2 separate regions of the Homo sapiens genome follow, and region 1 is linked to region 2. Evidence: chromatin loops called from intact Hi-C (ENCODE). Cell type or tissue: B cell. All regions are shown on one strand. Region 1 overlaps VAV2 (vav guanine nucleotide exchange factor 2). Region 2 overlaps BRD3 (bromodomain containing 3).

Evidence for each region. Hi-C counts contacts between places; a loop is a spot of excess contacts. Peaks named below come from ENCODE experiments on the same cell type or tissue, not always from the same donor. Only the 100,000 strongest peaks of a DNase experiment are listed, where the experiment ranks them.
Region 1: it touches region 2 in a loop (2.9-fold over the local background); 1 of 110 quality-filtered maps calls a loop at or near these places.

The regions. Positions count from the first base shown.
Region 1 is chr9:133,942,789-133,947,788 of GRCh38, forward strand. The region is part of intron 1 of VAV2 (vav guanine nucleotide exchange factor 2); the gene reads right to left. Among named protein-coding and RNA genes, the nearest start is that of VAV2, 47 kb to the right of the region's middle. RefSeq lists enhancers at 1,549-2,402, 2,442-2,491, 3,152-3,261. In B cell, no CTCF peak of the experiment used is centred here; DNase peaks (open chromatin) are centred at 2,693, 3,283 and 3,673; H3K4me3 peaks cover 1,812 bases; H3K27ac peaks cover 3,357 bases.
Region 2 is chr9:134,057,326-134,062,325 of GRCh38, forward strand. All of the region lies in intron 1 of BRD3 (bromodomain containing 3), which reads right to left. LOC100130548 (a long non-coding RNA gene) reads left to right here. Exons shown (of 3, transcript NR_135126.1): 3 at 1-1,480. Among named protein-coding and RNA genes, the nearest start is that of BRD3, 8.2 kb to the right of the region's middle. RefSeq lists enhancers at 2,288-3,029, 2,834-2,883, 2,904-3,083. In B cell, CTCF peaks have their summits at 2,646 and 2,849; a DNase peak (open chromatin) is centred at 2,906; H3K4me3 peaks cover 517 bases; H3K27ac peaks cover 552 bases.

The DNA of each region.
Region 1 (5,000 bases), 110 kb before region 2:
TTTAAGAAGTCCTCCTGGTGCAGCTCTGGGCCCAACCCAGGGTGGTCTCTGCAAAACTGAGCCACACAGGCTGATGCAGATGGCAGGGACAGGGACTGCACGGACGGGGATGGCAGAGACCGGGACAAAGCCTGGGGGCCACGTCAGGCTCCACCTCGAGGGAGGCCACACACGGCCCGGCCTCCCTTCAGGGAGCATTTCCTGTGCTTTCTACAGTTCATCCCATTTTCCACAAAGGGAAACTGAGGCACAGAGAGTTAAGGACGTGGGCACCTGACCAGAGGGCGGCAGCGCCAAGAATGAAGCCATGTCGACATCGGCCAGGGCAAAGGCCCTCTGAGAGGACGGGCGTGTGGGCAGGCACCAGGTCCCTCCTGCCATCCCTGTACCCCTTTCCTCAGTGGCCTGGTTTGCAAGGTCTGTGGTCGCTCTGGAGCCAATCAGAGCCTCAAGGTCCAGGTTCTAGACAGAGACCCTGACGGTTGGCAGGGACCGGACCCAAGGCTGAGGTTGCTGCAGGTGCATCATGGCCACAGGGGCCCACTGAGGACACAGGCCGAGGGACAGTGGCAAAGGGAGGCCCAGATGGTGGTCAGCGCCAGGTGAAAAGTCCCCTGTCCACGCCCAAGCTATGAAGGCTGGCTTCAGCTGTCACCTGTGGCTGCAGGAGCAAGCGGCATTCTTCTCTCTCATTGATCCAACCTGGCCTTCGGGACCCCCCACAAAGGCAGCCACTGCTTCCCCCAGCATCCTGGACTTTAAGTCCAGCTGAGTGGCCACAGCAAGGGTCTGTCCCCAGAAAACAAGCCCTGTGACAAGGGTCCCAGGGCTGAGTGCCCTCTCCCCCAGGCTGGCGGCTATGGGGTCCCCACTGTGTTTGTTTAGGGCACTCTGAGGGGGCATGGGCTACCCCACCTCCTGCTCCCCACAGCCCCAGACTGCAGGGAGGGCTCCCGCCCCTGGGCCCCAAGAATCCCTTGTCCAGGCTCTGGCGCTGCAATGAGAGGCAGCGTGTAGTGTGCCCTGGAAACGTCAGCCCCTTTCTCTCCGGCCCATTCATCGGCAGCCGCAGATCTAATCAGGCTGAAATCGGATTAGTGTGGTGACACAGGCTCCATGCCCAGTCGCCCACCTCCCCAGGTTCAGCTGCACTGTCCTTCAGCTCTTGCAAGGCGCCAGGGCGGGGTGTCACAGACAGGAGAGGCGGCGCAGGGCCGGAGAGCCAAGACCCCAGAGCCAGGAGCCCAGGTCTGAGCCACAGGTGAGGCCCGAGGGCATCCTGGATGGCAAGCTTCACCGGCCAAGCTCACATGCTCACAGGACAGTCACGTCTCTTTAGGGTCTCTGAAACAATCTATTGTGATGGGGACACAATGGCAGGGACAGGCCTCTCTGCCCTGCAGAACCCACGGCAGCCCACCGAGAGCAGGGGCGCCCTTCAGCCTATGTGGGCCCTTCCACTGCCCCTTACTGGCAACGGGTCACCGGCAGTGCTGGAGTGGGAAACAGGACAGGCCTGCCTCGCCCTCCAGAGCTGGCATCTAGCCGGCATGACCTGAGAGGGGTACAAAAGGGGAAACTAAGCCGGGGGAGGCAAATCCACTTGCCTGAGTCACATAGCCAGCAGGCCTCAGCTGGGGAGCTGCAGTTTGAACACAGGTGGCTTGGCCATCGACCCCTGGGCAATGGTGATGGAGTAATAGCAGAGCCTGACAATGACCACAGGCAGGGAGGATGCTGACGTGCACAACAGCCAACTCACTCACCACCTGCAGAGCCTGTGAGGTGTGCACTGGCCCACTGCACAGACAGACAACCAAGCTCCAAGCAGTGAGCTCATGGGTAGGCCCAGGATTCAGGGGCAAATGGAGTGGCCGGGATGCAAAAGGGCAGCAGGCCCCCGCCTAAGGGGATGCAAGAAAGTCCTGTCTCGCCAAGGACGGCAGCACAAGGCCTGCGTCGTCAAGGCAGGTGCCACACTGTCTCAGGGGCTGACTCCTGGGCCCCAGCTGGACCATGCAGGAGGAGCGTGGGGCCGGGCTGACCTTTATGGGAGGTGACCCTCGCTGCTCCCTCCTCCCAGGAGAGCTCGGGCAAGTCTCCTCATGTGCACAGTGAGGCTCTGGCACAGAGCTCCAGGCCCTTCCGGCCAAGACTGGCTACGCGTCTCGGTGCGCTGACTCACAGTGATTATAGGCGCTCCACGGCCGCCAGGTTTTCCAGAAGGCCAGGCACTGGGCTAAGAGCTCCCTTGAGTCACTGCAGCAATTCCTAATTTACAGATGAGGAAACTGAGGTTTCAGGAGGTCAGCTGGCCTGCCCAAGGTCACTAGCAAGGATGTAACTGAGCTAACAATGGATCTGGGATGGTTTGACCCCCAAGGCCAGACTGCTGGCCTCTAAGCTATCCTGTCTATGGGTTTCTGGGCAGGGAAATCCCATTATTTTTTCTTTTTTAAAATGACAACAGTACTTTGACAAAAACTCAGTCTGTTCAGAGGAGATGGGGAGGCACTGAGTGTAGGAGCCCGGCCTTTGGGCTTGAGGGGCAGGCCCCACCCACAGAAACCAAGGCTTAGGAATGGGGCCAGAGAGGAGGGGGCTGACCTGATTGATCGGCACATAATAACTAACTAGCACGCATGCGCCATTTCACAGCCCACTAGCACTTTCACATCCACATTTGCTCCGTCAGATGTGGAAATGGAGGCCCCAGAAGGCAGGTGACCCGCGATCTGAACCCAGGCCCGGTTCCTCTCAGGATGCCCCCAGCCTCTGGCAGGCCCATGCCCGGGAAAGTCCCTTTGGCTGCCCCACCAGGAAGGTCAGGGGCCCGGGTGTCCTCAGTCCCAGGAGTGGCACTCAGCTGGGGGTGGGGTCCTGCAGGGAAAGCCCCAAGCTGGGGTCTCCAGATCGCCTGGCCCAACCTTCCCCATCCATGTAGATCGTCACCAACAGGCAGGGCTCCTCCCAGGTCTCTGGCTGGCATCCCTGAACCACCGACTCCTGTCCTGCACAGTCCTACCTCCCCCTGGCCTCTTGCACACAACCACATTCCAGTGCAGACCCCACAGCAGGTGCTCCAGGTGGGGACAACCCAGGCCTGCTCCCACTCAACAGCCACACAGCTTCTCTGTACCTCAGTTTCTCAATCTGTAAAATGGGCAAGGAGAACCCTGCCCTCTGACTCCCACGATGCTGGGACTCTCACTCAAAGAGACTGTACTGAGGCCATCTCACTGGGGAAGTCCAGAAGTCCCCTGAGACATTGGTCACTGGGAGAGCTGGCAGGGGGGTTGGGGTGCCACAGTTAGCTGGAGCTGAGGAGCAGCCACAGTGCACGAGAACCTGGGCCCTTCATCACCATGGTCCCACCCTGGAGCTGTTAGCCCGCCACCCCGCTGGCCTTTAGTTCGCAGCAGAGCTCCTCAAGGCAGCTGCCAGGGACTGGGGGAGGGACACAGGCCGACAAGGGACTTCTGGGGCCTGGCCTCAGGCTCTCTGCTCATGGCCAGAGCAGCCCAGCAACTGGGAGGTGAAGACCCCCACCCCATGTGCTCCTTGCTGCAAAAGGGAACCTGGGCACCACAGCCCTGAAAGCAACAGGGCACCACAGCTTCTGGGCCTCAGGAGAACAGGCACTCTCTTTTCAAGCCTCTGGGTCTTTCTGAGCAAGCTGGGGGTCTCCATGTGCAGCCTCCACGCCCTGCGGCAAAGGCTCCAGGAAGTACCCACAGACATAGATAGACATAGTGCGTTTTCTTGAAATACTTCAACAAGTGTCACTAACACTGCGCTTAGCAGAGACCGATTGCACGCCTGGCTGCTCTGCTTCCAGCTGGAGTGGTGCTGACTCCCTGGGGCCACAATGCTGCGTCGTGCTGATCAGAAGCTCTGACTGGCAGCTGAGGATGTCTTTGATCAATAAAAAAATGGGAAAACAAATTAATTTCCTGTTTTATTTATGCCATGCTCATTCCAAAAACCACTTAAAATAGCTTGATTACTATTCAACAGATGCAGCTTGATGGAATGGATCAAATTTGGGGCCCATCAGGTAGATAAACAGGTGACCCTGGGTGACAGGCTGGCCAGGTGCTCACGGAGACAGGAGCTGACGCCGTTTGCTCCCTCTGGGTCCCAAATGCCCTGGACAATGCCTAGCCCATCACACGGGCTCAGTATCTGGTAGACGAACAAATGAACCAATGAATTAATGAATGAACAAATGAATGAATGTCTAGGAAGCACTCTTAGGTGTCCTCTGACTGCTGACACCTCTCAAAGGGCCCTGCTTTCTCCTCAAGCAGCAGAGAGTCCACGATGCCTTCCAAGACGTCAGGGGCCCCCAAGGACAGCCACTGCTGCTTAGGTGGCAACCTCGCTTCCAGAAGCATCTCTTCCGAAAACAAGCAAGCAGGTGAAAGGTAGGGTCTGGCCTCGACCCCTTATTCCTGCACACATCAATGTCACCTGCACAACTCTACACACCACCCCACCAGGGACCCATTAGCTGGTCAGATCCAATAACCACTCTAGCAGGGGGCGGGGGTGGTCCCTTATCACCCATTTTACAGATGAGGAGACCGAGACTCAGGGAGGCCCGTATCTGCTTTAAAACTGGTCTGTCGTTGGGCGCGGTGGCTGACGCCTATAATCCTGGCCCTTTGGGAGGCCAAGGCGGGTGGATCACCTGAGGTCAGGAGTTTGAGACTATCCTGACCAACATGGTGAAACCTCGTCTCTACTAAAAATACAAAATTAGCCAGGCGTGGTGGCGCATGCCTGTAATCCCAGCTACTCAGGAGGCTGAGGCAGAAGAATCGATTGAACTCGGGAGGTGGAGGTTGCAGTGAGCCGAGATCATGCCATTGCACTCCAGCCTGGGCAACAAGAGCAAAACTCCGTCTCAAAAAAAAAAAAACAAACTGGTCTAACTTGACAGTCATCATGAACACTGAGAGGCTTCCCAGGCCATCACCAGGGCCCCCGCGCTATGG
Region 2 (5,000 bases):
GCACAAGCAGGACAGCCACCCTGTTGCAGAGTGTGGTGCTTTCACACCATGTTCACCCCACCTCAGCCCTCTGGCCCAGACGTCGGTGGCTCCTCTGCCAGGTGAGGTGAGGTGAGGTGAGGTGGGAGCAGACAGTGGAGAAACACCACAAACAGCACAGGTGGTCGGCCAGGGCCACGAGCCCTTCAGCTCACCGATGCCGAGACCCCACAATCCCCACAACAAACCTGCAAGGTCAGAATAATTGCGCACGTGTACGGACGACTAAGCTGAGGCCCCTTCCTCCTTCACCTCCGGAATGCCACCTGAGCGCAAAGGCTTTGGGACACAAAGCACTCAGCAGTCGGCAGTGGAGGCACAGCCCAGGATCAAGACCCTGGGCTTCCTGTCCCAGGCTCCTCAACCTGCAGGCGGCCACACAGCAAGAAGACCCTGGGAAGTTAAAGAACGAGGCGCTCCTGCTTCCCCCACCCTCAACGGCCAGCAAGGACACAAAGGCAGCCCAGGGCAGGGCCAGCCGCCAGCCACAAGGCCCCTCCAGAACCCAAGGTCCAGTGGAGACTCTGAAAGGGCTGATTGCAGGGCCCCCACGGGGTCCACACACCAGACACAGAGGCCCATGCAGAAAGGCGGTAAGGGGCCCCCCTGGGGTCTGCACACCCGACACAGAGGCCCTGCGAGAGGGAGGCATGGAGCGCCCGCGGTGTCGGCACACCAGGATTCACAGCCCGGCTCTCCACCCCCAGCTGACCTCGCTGTGAAGAGATGGTTTGTGCTGAGAGCTTAGCAAGGCCGTCGTCTACCGAGTGCTTCCCACCACAGCCCATGCGCAGGCATGAGAGTCATGCCTCCCGCAGGCCACAGCTTCACTCATGCAAGGACATTCTGGGGGCCGGGACGTCCTAGCCAGTGGCTAGAACTGGGTGTGACCATGGGCCCCCTTGGCTGGGGAGAAAAGGAGGTGCCCCTAGATCCCAAGTCCCCTGGGGCCGCAGCAAAGGGAGGAGGACCTTGCATCACTCCAGGGTGCCACGTGGACGAACAGAGGTAACATTGGGAGTGTGGCTGGCAGTGTTGGACATTCAGAACATGTCTGCCCAAAACAAACATGGCCTTCGCTTCTCCCAGCTCCCAGAAACAAAGTAAACAGAAGGATCACGTCTGGACACCAGGGACCAGCCCCTGTTACATCCCTGTCCCCCCCAGGCCAGAGCCTGACCACTCCGTGTCACCTGCCTCTACTCCTGTAGTGACTGTCAACTTTTTGGATTTCAGAAAGCCAAACCAGCAAGGGAAGCCTTTTCCCGGGGGGTAGAGGTGTCTCTCCTACACACACCCCTACCCCAGGGTCTGAGATGACATCCCAAATCAAACCCGGTATTCTGCAGAGATACACAAAGGTTCAAACTACAGACAGCCTTGTATCAGCTGTAAAGGGGGGCCAGATTTTGCTGCAAAAGAAAAAACCCAGTATCCCCTCGCTCAGCCCACTGTGTCACCAAGAGGGAGGGTGGGCGGCTGGCCGAAGAGGGCTCCATTTTATAGTCCAGGAAGGGGTGGCCTGGGCCCCACAGCTGGTGGGGCAGTGGCACTGGATCTGAAGCAAAGCTGGGCACTGGAGGCTGTGCCTTGGGCCGGTGTGCTGGCAGCGCCTGCTGGAGGAGCCAAGGGGCACTGATTCAACACTGACTGTATTTCCGGAACCAGAGTTAGTATTGGGGGTATGGTGGCGTTGTGGTTACAATCTTTCAAAAGTCCTCATCTTTCAGAGATTTGGACTGAAAGTTCTATGAATGAAATGTGTCTGGAATCTGCTTCATGATAATGTGGGGGGTGAAAATGAGTGGGGTCTGGAAGAAACGGGCCAGCCCAGAGCTGCCCCCGCCCGCGGAAGCTGCTCAGAGGGAAGAGGGTGCACCTCCCTTCTCCCCGGGCCCCCAGCACCCCGTTCCTCAACACACACTCTGCATCCTGCGTCCTCACAGCAACTGTGGGGTCCAGGGTTCTGCCTTGCACCCACTCTCCACCTTCATGCGATGGGGAATAAGCCGACGGGACTCCTGTGAGGAAGTGGGGCAGGGGTGGGGCAGATGGACTCAGGTGGAGTGACTCGGGCTGGAGGAAGGCAGCGGTGCCAGAGACCCCAGTGCCTTAAAGTCTAGACACGAGACACACAAAACCTTCGTGCCGCAATCCCTCCTTCACCCCTCGCAGCTGCCCTGCGGGAATGTGCAGCAGAAGGGGGTGTGGTCTCCTGGGGGTAAACCCTTGCTCCTTTTCTTGGGGAACAGGGGGGCCCCACACCACAGGGACCCTGGACACTGGAGGGGCTGGAAGCCTGTCTGCTAAAATGTGAACCGAGAAGGGTCTGTGAGCATGTACAGTGCAGGAAGAACTCATTTCACCACTCAGCCCTCCAGTGGTGAAGGGGCTCCCACACAGCCTGCTGGCAGCCACCTCGCTCCAGGGGGCTCTTTGCTGTGCGGGCAAGGCCCCCTCAGGAAGGCAGCCTGGCCATCAGCAGCCTGTCGCAGCAGCAGCAGCAGCCTTGTCCTCAGCAAACGCACTCCATCCCTGGGACCATGGCAGGGAAGCGGTGGGTCCTTGGGGGACAGGCCTGGGGAGCCAGATGTGCCACTGCTGCTCTCCCCTGGGCACTGCAGGACAGGGATGGAGCTCTGTCTCCCAGAGGAGGGGGCGGAGGCTCAGAGACCCTCCCTGGGGTCCACCTCCCCGGGTCTCCCACTCAGCTGCCCACAAAGCCCATGCTAGAGAGCCCACAGGCACTGCCTGCCGGGCCCAGCAGAGACAGAGGCAGAGGCCACCCTTGCCAGTCGGGTAAAAGTCGGAGTGAGCAGGCAGCCTGCCTTAGACACAAGAGGATCCGAAACTGCCCAGAGAGGAAACTCAGACAAACCACAAAAGTCCTCGAACGCCAAGCGAAAACCCAGCAGTGAGTGGGTCTGGTGAAATCCTCAAGAAAGACCCAGGCCATGCGCAGTGACTCAGGCCTGTGACCCCAGCACCTTGGGAGGGGCAGGAGAATCCCCTGAAACCAGGAGTTCGAGACCAGCCTGGGCAACATAGTAAGGCCCTGATTCTACGAAAATTTAAAAAAATTAGCCAGGCCTGGTGGTGCACCTAGAATCCCAGCTATTCAGGAGGCTGAGGTGGGAGGATCACTTGAGCCTGGGAGTTTGAGGATACAGTCAGCTGTGATCGCACTGCTGCACTCCAGCCTGGATGTCAGAGCAAGACCCTGACACACACACACACACACACACACACACACACACGATCTGGAATGCCATGGAGATTTCCAAAGTAGCCAGCGGGGAGAGGGCAGTGGCCAGGCTCCCCTAACACTGACTAGCCCCCTTCCTGGGTCCCACTCATGCCCCATCCAAGAGAGGCTCTGTGCTGGACATGGAAGGAATGTTGGTGAGGTGGCCCGAATCCTACCTATCCTCACCCTTGCTGTGTGGCCCCAGGCAGGCCCACCTCTGGCCCTGAAGCTGTGGGTGGCCCCCTGAACCCTTCCCAAGGTCCCTGGACTCTGCCTTCCTCTCCATAGGGCACAGGAGGACCTGAATGAAAAGCAGAAATTCAGCCCCCTTTAGGCTGGCCCAGCCCAGAATTCATCAGAAAAGATGCTGAGTCCAGGGCTGTTTCAGGGCTGTGGACAAACAGGGAGGGAATGGGAATCTGTCCAGTTGCCACCAAAGAAAACACCCAGAAATGCCAGTAGCAGTCTCCCTGACCCCTCCTGCCATTCCATGGCCCTCTTGGGGAGCAGAGACCCAGAGGGGCAGGAGCAGGCATGTCGCCTGGGCAGCACAGCAGCCTAGCCTTCAGGCACTCCACAGAGGGAGGACAGAGGGGTGCTGCCTCCAATGCCACACCCTGGGGCAAACCAGCCAAGGGGCAGCGGCTGGACCATGGGGGCATCTCCAGCCTGGCCTGGGCCCAGAGCAAAAAGTCCTTATTTGGGGTCCAGGGATGGGGAGTCCCAGCTTTCAGCAAACAGGCAGGGTTGGGAGGACAGCTTACCAAGGCCATTCCAGCTATAGCATGAGTCTGGAGGAGCAGTGGCAGGGAGGGGCAGGGCTACATAGCTCTGCAGGGGCTCAACCAGACCTGCCAGCTAAAGGGTGGGAGACAGGAGCACTGGAACCAAGGGTGGGGGTGCTGGAGGAAGCTAGGGGAGGCCTTTCCCAGGGGCTCCCCATTCCCCATGGGTCTCCAGCCCTGGAATTTCCATAGCTCTGGGCCTCTGTACCTGTGTCCCTGACTGGATGGCCCCCACTGGGGCACTCCAGCCCGTCTCCTGGACTCTGTCCTGCGTCAGTGGGGGTCAGATGAGCCCCATCTTCCATAAGTGGAGGGGACGCTCAGAGGTGAAGGGGCACAACGTCGCCCAGGCAGAGAAGGCCAGAGCCAGCTTGAACAAAGCTGGACATCCATGCCAGACTCACCGCCAACACCCCACAGCCCCAGAATTCTCGGGATAATGCTGGGAGCAGTGCTGTGATCGGCTGTGGCAGGAGGGAGCTGAGTCTGTGAGAAGGGATCCCAGCCTGCTGCCCCCACAGCCCCATCTAACCCGGCCAACCTAGCACCTGTCCCCAGGCGGCCAGAGGGGCCTCCCCAGCCCACGTGGTGACCAGCGGCCACCCTCCAGGACTCGGGAAACTGGATCTGTCAGGGCAGGGCTGCCTTCAGTGACAGACGGAGCCAACTGCTTCCTTCTATGGAGCCAGGGGAGAAGTCGGGGGTTGGGGGCCCCCTGTAGCCCTGGAGGAGCCCTGGGGAGGGCAGCTGGGCATCGTGGGCCCCACCCAAGCAGGCACGGCCAGCCCTGGCGCCTACTCCCCAGGGGAATCTGCCCAGTGCTGTGAGCCCCCCATGCACAGCGCACCTGCTCTCCTGCAGCTGCCTGGCCGCCTGGAGGGCCCGGCTCTACAGGCCCAGCCCTGTCCCGGGGCGCTTCAGCAGACTGG